Linked DNA regions of Homo sapiens: region 1 is linked to region 2. Evidence: read pairs that join two places in POLR2A ChIA-PET (ENCODE). Cell type or tissue: K562. All regions are shown on one strand. Links, peaks and the distances in the headings refer to the core of each region. The heading gives the core; the rest is flanking DNA.

What was found. ChIA-PET counts read pairs that join two places held together with the same protein. Peaks named below come from ENCODE experiments on the same cell type or tissue, not always from the same donor. Only the 100,000 strongest peaks of a DNase experiment are listed, where the experiment ranks them.
Region 1: POLR2A ChIA-PET joins it to region 2 with 6 read pairs; 6 of 35 experiments call an interaction of 5 or more read pairs at or near these places.

What each region holds. Positions count from the first base shown.
Region 1 is chr19:35,749,321-35,753,707 of GRCh38, reverse strand. LIN37 (lin-37 DREAM MuvB core complex component) reads right to left here. Exons shown (of 9, transcript NM_019104.3): 2 at 1,457-1,532; 3 at 1,224-1,274; 4 at 875-904; 5 at 709-794; 6 at 455-621. Among named protein-coding and RNA genes, the nearest start is that of LIN37, 2.9 kb to the right of the region's middle. In K562, for the core only: no CTCF peak of the experiment used is centred there; no DNase peak of the experiment used is centred there; H3K4me3 peaks cover 7 bases.
Region 2 is chr19:35,659,036-35,663,422 of GRCh38, reverse strand. No RefSeq gene overlaps it. Among named protein-coding and RNA genes, the nearest start is that of UPK1A, 5.3 kb to the left of the region's middle. In K562, for the core only: no CTCF peak of the experiment used is centred there; no DNase peak of the experiment used is centred there.

The DNA.
Region 1 (4,387 bases), core at 211-4,210, 90 kb before region 2:
CTGTCCATTTCTGACAGTCCTATATGTCTGAAGGGTCCTATATGTCTGTCCTGGGGACCCTTGTCTACCCCGCTGGGTCAGATGGCTTATAGACTCCCATCCATTCCTGCCCAGCCCCTGCTCCTCAAGGCCTGGTGGCCACTTCTGTCTGTACTAAGGACCCTTGTCTAGCCCCTCGGCTCTTGGGAACCCCTGATCTTGGAGGTCCACATCTAACTGTCCAGGGTAACCCTGTTCCCTGTCTCCCAGGCCAGGTGGTTACGTATGTCTTCCCTAGGGACTCTGATCCACACCCCAACCTAAGAGTGCACATCTGTGTGCCTAGCCTGATCCAGGATTCACGTGAGGGACCTGTGTCTGTCTATCCCACTAGCTTAGGGGCAGGATCCTTTGAGCCTATCCACCCACTGCCCTGGCACCAGGCTGCTGGGCTGGGACCCACTACCCATCCCACCTCCTCATCCTCAGGCAGCGGGGGCAGGGGTGAGCTGGGAGAGCATTCACGCTCGCGCACAGAGGGGCTGTTGCGCATCCAGGCGCGGCAGATTGGGTACAGTGGCGTGTTCTCGCTGAACTGGGCCAAGTCCACGCTCCGGTCGAACAGCTTGATCACATATGTGTCTGGGAAGGTGGGGATGGGAGGTGTGTGAGCATCCTTGCATAGGCCCTTGGCTCCTTACCGACCCTCTAGGGCCACTGTCTACTCACTGGATCGCTGCGGCCCTCCCTCAGCCAGCCCATCATCCATCTCCCTCCTCTTCTTCCTCCGCTGGTGGGGGAAGCGGGCAGATGGCCTGCGTAGGGAGAGGGAGTGTCAGGACTGGGGTAGGAGCTGGGAGCCTCTAGTCAGCTGGCTGGGACCCTGCCACCTTACCTTTTGCCAGTGGCTGCGATGGAGCAGTCCCTGTGGGGAAAGACAGTTGACCCTCAGACAAACGCCTGTGCAAAACCCTGCAGAGGGCACCCTGGGGATACTGGTATCAAACCTGAGATGCTCACATGAACCCCACTTGCCTCTTGGGCCTTTTGTCCCACCCATACCCATGGGGGTCTAGGTGGCAACCACGGGGGGACCTAAGCTTCTCCTGCCACAGGGTCTTTGTACAGGTGGAGTGGTCCGGGCCACGATGGAGGTAGCGCTGGGCTGAGCGGTCAGGGCTTGGATAAGGAAAGAAGTTACCAACCACGAACTCTCAACTCCAAATCCAATCAGAAAAACTCACTTATTGTGGGTGTCTGAGGGTGTTTTCCCAGCTTCCTCATCCAGACGCTCCCTAGAGGCAGAAGAGATCTCTCAGCTCAGGGTTCCAGGGCCCCAGAGAAGGAAGGCACCGAGCAGCCTCCCCATTAAGCACCTTCCTCCCCAAGTCAGCCTGTGGGGTCCCACCCAATCCACCCAGGATCAGAGGGCCCAACCCACCAGGGTGCCCGGCCCTGTGACCCCACGCTGGCCTACCTGTCCATGTGACTCTTCTCCAGCAGACACTGCAAGACAGCATCCAGTTGGTTCCGGGCTTTGGCCATCTCCAGCTCTGGGGCAAGAGAGGACCCAGCAGGAGTCAGCTCCCAGGCCCCAGCTAGGTGGGCAGCTGACTGGGCCAGGGAAGGGCGTGCGTGTCCTCTGCCCTGGCCAATCTCAGAGCCAGGCCCAGGCAGCCTGAAAGGGTGCAACAGGCAGAGATGGCTGGAGTGATGCCCAGAGCTCTGAGTTCCAGAGCTGTCCCACGTGATTGCTCTGTGACAGGAGGTAAGGCCAATCACCTTACCTTATGAGCCTTTTGGGTTTTAAAAAAATGTGTTTTAATATAATATAAATTTATTACAAAAAAATTGTATAGAGATGGAGTCTTAATGATATTGACCAAGCTGGTCTTGAACTCCTAGATTCAGGTGAGCCATCTCGGCTTCCCAAAGTGCTGGGATTACAGGTGTGAGCCACTGTGCCTGTCCCAGTGGCAAGGTTTAAATATGCTATATATTACAAATAATAACCCACTGAATTATCACAATAACCCTTAGAGGTAGATGTGATTTTTTTTTTTCTTGAAAAAGGATATCACGATGTTGTCCGGTTTTGAACTCCTGGGCTCAAGCGGTCCTGCTGTCTCAGCCTCCCAAGTAGCTGGGGCTATAGGCACATGCCATAGAGCCCAGCTCAGATAGATATGATTTTTATTCCTATTTTAAAGATGATGAAACTGAGGCACAGAGATGTTAGGCCACGTGCTCAAAGGCACACAGCAAAGAAATTGCAGAGCTGATGATTTGAACCCAGGCTGTCTGGTTCCAAAGCTGAAGTTATGAGACAGAGGCTCAACCTGAGTGCAGAATCTGGTTGAGGCAGTGGTATAATTTTATTTTAATTAATTAATGTATTTCTGTTTTGTGAGACGGAGTCTTGCTCTGTCACCCAGGCTGGAATGCAGTGGCATAATCTTGGCTCACTGCAACCTCCACCTCCCAGGTTCAAGTGATTCTCCTGCCTCAGCCTCCCAAATAGCTGGGATTACAGGCGCCCGCCACCACGCCTGGCTAATTTTTGTATTTTTAGTAGAGATGGGGTCTTACCACGTTGACCAGGCTGGTCTCAAACTCCTGACCTCAGTGATCTGCTGGCCTCAGGCTCCCAAAGTGCTTACAGGCGTGAGCCACCATGCCCGGCCAACAGTGGTATAATTTTAAATCTGAATTCAATCTGAATGAGCTGACATTTAAAAATTGGGAGATTTCTTTCTTTTCTTTTTTTTGAGACGGAGTCTTGCTCTGTCTCCCAGGCTGGAGTGCAGTGGCGTGATCTCGGCTCACTGCAACCTCTGCCTCCTGAGTACAAGTGATTCTCCTGCCTCAGCCTCCCAAAGAACTGGGACTACAGGCGCGTGCCACCATGGTCAACTAATTTTTTCTATTTTTAGTACAGACAGGGTTTCACCATATTGACCAGGCTGATCTCAAACTCCTGACCTCATGATCCACCTGCCTCAGCCTCCCAAAGTGCTGGATTACAGGCAGAAGCCACCGCACCCAGCCAAAATTGGGAGATTTCACCTAAAACATCCTGTTTGGGCTTTTTTTTCCCCCTCGGGAAATGAGATCTAGGCCCACCTTCCTGCCCAGTTAGCCTGTGGCTGCCTCCCGTCATCACAGAACTTGAGGAAGTGATGATGTTACGCTGTCCTCCTACCTTTGAGAGGTGTTTGCTCTGCCTTTCTGACTGGTGGGAGCTCTGGCTCTAGTGCTCAGAGCCTGGAGGGGACACCTGGGAACTTGCCTGACCAGTCCAGGGACTTCCTGAGAAGCCCAGGAGACACAGGGATTCAAACATAGCTCAGAGGAGAGACAGAGTGAGGGTGGGGAAGGGAGTAGCTGAGATTGCAGCAAAGCCTTGGGCAGATGCAGAGGGTACGGATCACGTCCACAACTCTCCTCAGGCCCAGCCTCTCTCCTGAACCCCCGACTTGGGCCTGAAGCCTCCCTCTCAAGGGTCGCCTCACTGTCCCCAAGTCCCTCCCTGTACCTCACCATGGATACCCCTCTCCCTCCCCTACCCAGCCCACCAACCCCATGGCCTGTCCACTAGGCCTCCCGAGTGTCTCTCCCACCCACCTCCTCCCTACTCTACCCATCCTGGTCCTGTCCTTTGCTCCCCCTTGGCTCCCTGCCTCAGTGTCCCCCTTCTGATACACCCTCCACAAGGCAGCCAGGGGAATCTTCCTGAAAAATAACAAACCTGACCCTGATCTTCCCTTGCTTGGAAACTTCCATGACTCCACAGCACCCAGGGGTGGAGTCTGCACTCCTCAGCCTGGCACTCACAGGTGTACACCTTCCCTCACCATCATTTGTGGTCACACCCACTTCTCTTTTCTTTCTTTCTTTTCTTTTCCTTTCTTTTTTTTTTTTTTTGAGACAGGGTCTCAATCTATCACCCAGGCTGGAGTGCAGTGGTGTGATCTCAGCTCACTGCAACCTCCGCCTCCCCGGCTCCAGCGATCCTCCTGCCTCAGCCTCCTGAGTAGCTGGGACTACAGGCTTGTGCCACCACACCTGGCTAATTTTTTTTTTTTTTTTGTATTTTTTATAGAGACAGCGTTTCGCTATGTTGCCCAGGCTGGTCTCAAACTCCTGACCTCAAGTGATCTGCCAGCCTCGGCCTCCCAAAGTGTTGGGATTACAGGTGTGAGCCACCGCACCCAGCCTCCCACTTTGTTTTAATAACACTTTTGCCATGGGACATCCTACATCATTTTACTATTATCTTTCTGTCTAAATTCTGCACCCCTCCCACTGCCCTTACCATGCCAGGCCTGGGATCCGGTCAGCTCCGCCCCAACCCAAAATTCTCTCCTCTTTCTAAGCTTCACCCATTGACCACAGTTCCTATTTTCTA
Region 2 (4,387 bases), core at 173-4,172:
GCCTGTAGTACCAGCTACTCAGGAGGCTGAGGCAGGATAATCACTTGAACTCGGGAAGTGGAGGTTGCGGTGAGCCGAGATCGCGCCACTGCACTCCAGCTTGGGCGACAGAGCGAGACTCCGTCTCAAAAAAAAAAAAAAAGAAAAAATTCAATAGAGGAATAGAGGGTTCAACAACAGATTTGAGTAGGCAGAAGAAAAGATCGGTGAACGTGAGTATAGATCAGTTGAGATGATCAAGTCTAAGGAACAGAAAGAAAAAAGCACGAAGATAAGTGAACAGAACTTCAGAGACCTGTGAGACATCATCAAATAATGGGAATCCCAGAAGGAGAGGACAAAAAGAAAGGGGTAAAAAAGAATATATGAAGAAAGAATGGCTGAAAACTCCCAAAATTTGATGAAAAAAACCATCAATCTAGAGCCAAGAAGCTCAATAATCTTCAAATAGGATAAACTCAAAGATATCCATCACCAGACATATCATAATCAAATTATTGAACGATAAAAAGAGAACCTTGAAAGCAGCAACTGACAAGTGACCCATCACGTATAATTAATCATCAATAAGATTAACAGCTGGGCTGGGTGTGGTGGCTCATGCCTGTAATCCCAGCACCTTGGGAGGCTGAAGCGGGAGGATCACTTGAGCCCAGGAGTTGGAGATCAGCCTGGGCAATATGGGCAAACTCCATCTCTACAAAAGAATACAAAAATTAGCTGGGTGTGGTGGCATATGCCTGTAGTCCCATCTACTTGAGAGGCTGGGGTGGGAGGATCTCTTGAGCCTGGGAGTTCAAGGCTGCAGTAAGCTGTGATCAGGCCACTGCACTCCAGGCTGGGTGACAGAGTGAGGTCTTGTGTCAAAAAAAAAATTAAAAAAAAAAAAATAATAAAATGAGAAAGATTAGAACATTTGGAAAAAATGCAGGCTGGCGTGCGGTGGCTCAGGCCTGTAATCCCAGCACTTTGGGAGGCTAAGGCGGGCAGATCACCTGAGCTCAGGAGTTGAGACCAGCCTGGGCAACATGGTGAAACCCCGTCTCTATCAAAAACAAACAAACAAACAAAAAACTAGCTGAGTATGGTGGTCTATGCCTGTGGTCCTAGCTACTTGGGAGGCTGAGGTAGGAGGATGGCTTGAGTCTGGGCGGCGGAGGCTGCAGTAAACTGAGATTACGCCACTACATGCCAGCCTAGGTGACAGAGTAAGACCTTATCTCAAAAAAAAAAAAAAAGCTGAAAAGGGGAATTAAATATATATTTCCAAATCTGCCCGCATGGAAATTACATTCCAGTGGTGCAATGATGAAGGATAACATTTGGCATGTTAGCGGTAAGTGCTTAAGAAACAAGGCCAGGTGTGGTGGCTCACACCTGTAATCCCAGCACTTTGGGAAGCCGAGCTGGGTGGATCACAAAGTCAGGAGATGGAGACCATCCTGGCCAACATGGTGAAACCCCGTCTCTACTAAAAATACAAAAATTAGCTGGGCGTGGTGGCGCGTGCCTGTAATCCCAGCTACTTGGGAGGCTGAGGCAGAAGAATCGCTTGAACCAGGGAGTCTGAGGTTGCAGTGAGCTGAGATTGCGCCACTGCACTCCAGCCTGGTGACAGAGAGACTCCATCTCCAAAAACTAAAAAAATAAATAAAAATTGAAAAAAGAGAAAGAAACAAAAGGAGTGAAGGGGCACAAAGATGGAGGAGCTGAAGGTGAAGGCTGAGTGGTCAGAGAAGGCCTCGCTAAATGAAGACCTGAAGGCAGTGAGGGGTGAGCTTGTGGACAGCTGGTGGCCAAACATTCCAGGTCGAGCAAACAGCAAGTGTAAAGGATCCGGGGTTGGAGCCAGCCTGGTGTGTCGAAATACATTTGCTCACAGTTCCTGTGCACTGAAGAGGCCAGTGTGGCAGGGGCTGTGTGAGCAAAAGGGCACCATATCCAATCAGATCAATATATTTACAAATACTTCTAGATGCATGAGCTATCTCTAAAGGAATGTACAGGAAACACTGGCACTGGTGGCAAACCCTGGGCAGAATCAGGCAGCTGGACTCAAGGAGTCCAGCACCTTGACTTTTCACTGGCCGTCCTGTTTCATTTGAAATTTTCATGGTGTTGGCTGGGTGTGGTGGCTCATGCCTGTAATCCCAGCACTTTGGGAGGCCGAGGTGGATGGTTAACCTGAGGTCACGGAGTTCAAGACCAGCCTGGTCAACACGGTGAAACTACTCTCTAAATCGCTACTAAAAATACAAAAAATTAGCTGGGTGTGGTGGCAAGCGCCTGTAATCCCAGCGTTTTGGAAGGCTGAGGCAGAATTGCTTGAACCGGGAGGTGGAGGTTGCAGTGAGCAGAGATCACATCACTGCACTCCAGTCTGGACAACAGAGCAAGACTCCATTTCAAAAAAAAAATTTTTTTTTCATGGTGTTTAAGTTCTTTGCTACTTCCAACCCACGCCATAACCTCCCACGATCCCTCAAGCTCCCTGTGTGTGCACTAAGGTCCTGTTTACAGCCACTTTTTTTTTTTTTGAGACGGAGTTTCGCTCTTGTTGCCTAGGCTGGAGTACAATGGCACAATCTCGGGTCACAGCAACCTCCACCTCCTGGGTTCAAGCAATTCTCCTGCCTCAGCATCCAGAGTAGCTGGGATTACAGGCATGCACCACCACGCCTGGCTCATTTTGTATTTTTAGTAGAGACGGGGTTTCTCCATGTTGGTCAGGCTGGTCTGGAACTCCCGACCTCAGGTTATCTGCCTGCCTCGGTCTCCCAAAGTGCTGGCATTACAGGCGTGAGCCACCGCGCCCGGCCCCTACAGCCACTTTTCTTCATGAGCAGCTATTTCACAAGATCTATCTCTGGGGCCATTTTTCTCCATACAAGAATCATCCCTGCTCATGTGAATGCATCAGACAAGTTTGTAACCATTTGAAGTTTTGTTTTTGTTTTTTGGGGATGGAGTCTCGCTCTGTCGCCCAGGCTGGAGTACAGTGGTGTGATCTCAGCTCACTGCAACCTCCACCTCCCAGGTTCAAGTGATTCTCCTGCCTCAGCCTCCCCAGTAGCTGGGATTAGGGGCACGCACCACCACACCTGGCTAATTTTTGTATTTTTATAGTTTTTTTTGTATTTTTAGAAGAGATGGGGTTTTACCAGCTTGGCCAGGCTGGTCTTGAATCCCTGACCTCGTGACCCACTCGCCTGGGCCTCCCAAAGTGCTAGGGTTACAGGTGTGAGCCACCACACCCCGGCCATTTGAAAGGTTTTGAGGACACACCAATTCAGCCATAAGAGTGTTCCGGCTGGTCATGCTAGCTAGGTCCCTGTTGACGAGTCTGTTGGGGATATTCTGGGCTGTTATTGTGTGGCAATTCTTTTGGGGGCACCATGAAGAACAGCTCTCAACTTGGCCTACTTAAATGACTTCCAACTACCATCATGATCAGCATGAAAGAGCAGGTCCCAACACGGGGAGAAGTTACACATTGTGCAGGAGATTGCTTATTAGATATTAAGAACTCTTTTTTTTTTTTTTTTTTTTTTTTGGTGAGATGGAGATTTACTCTTGTTGCCCAGGCTGGAGTGCAATGGCATGATCTCGGCTCACCACATCCTCTGCCTCCCAGGTTCACGCGATTCTCCTGCCTCAGACTCCCGAGTAGCTGGGATTACAGGCATGTGCTACCATGCCTGGCTAATTCTGTACTTTTAGTAGGGACGAGGTTTCGCCATGTTGCCCAGGCTGATCTTGAACTCCTGACCTCAGGTGATCTGCCCACCTCAGCCTCCCAGAGTGCTGGGATTACAGGCATGAGCCACTGTGCCCGGCCATTAAGAACTAATTTCTTAGGTGTAAATAATTATGTTAAAAAAATAGGTATCTCCAGGCAGGAGAATAGTTTGAACCCAGAAGGCAGAGGTTGCAGAGAGCTGAGATGACACCACTGCACTCCAGCCTGGGCAACAGATTGAGACTCTGTCTCAAAAAAAAAAAAAAAAAAATTGTATCTCCAAGAGATACATATAGTTTCTTATTTCTGGATAAAATATAATCTTTATGTATTTTATATTATATTATAATCTATATAATTTGCTTTAAAATTATGTAGGGTGGTTGCACACATAGGAACTTAGGTTATTCTGTATAATCAACTATTTGACTCATTGACTGGCACAGAGAGGGTGGCCAAGGTTCAATAAAATTAAGTTAAAAAACGCTAGGCATGGTGGCTCATGCCTGTAATCCCAGCACTTTGGGAGGCCGAGGCAGGTGGATCATCTGAGGTCAGGAGTTTGAGACCAGCCTGGCCGACATGGTAAAACCCCATCTCTACTAAAAATACAAAAATTAGCCAGGTGTGGTGGGGTGTGCCTGTAGT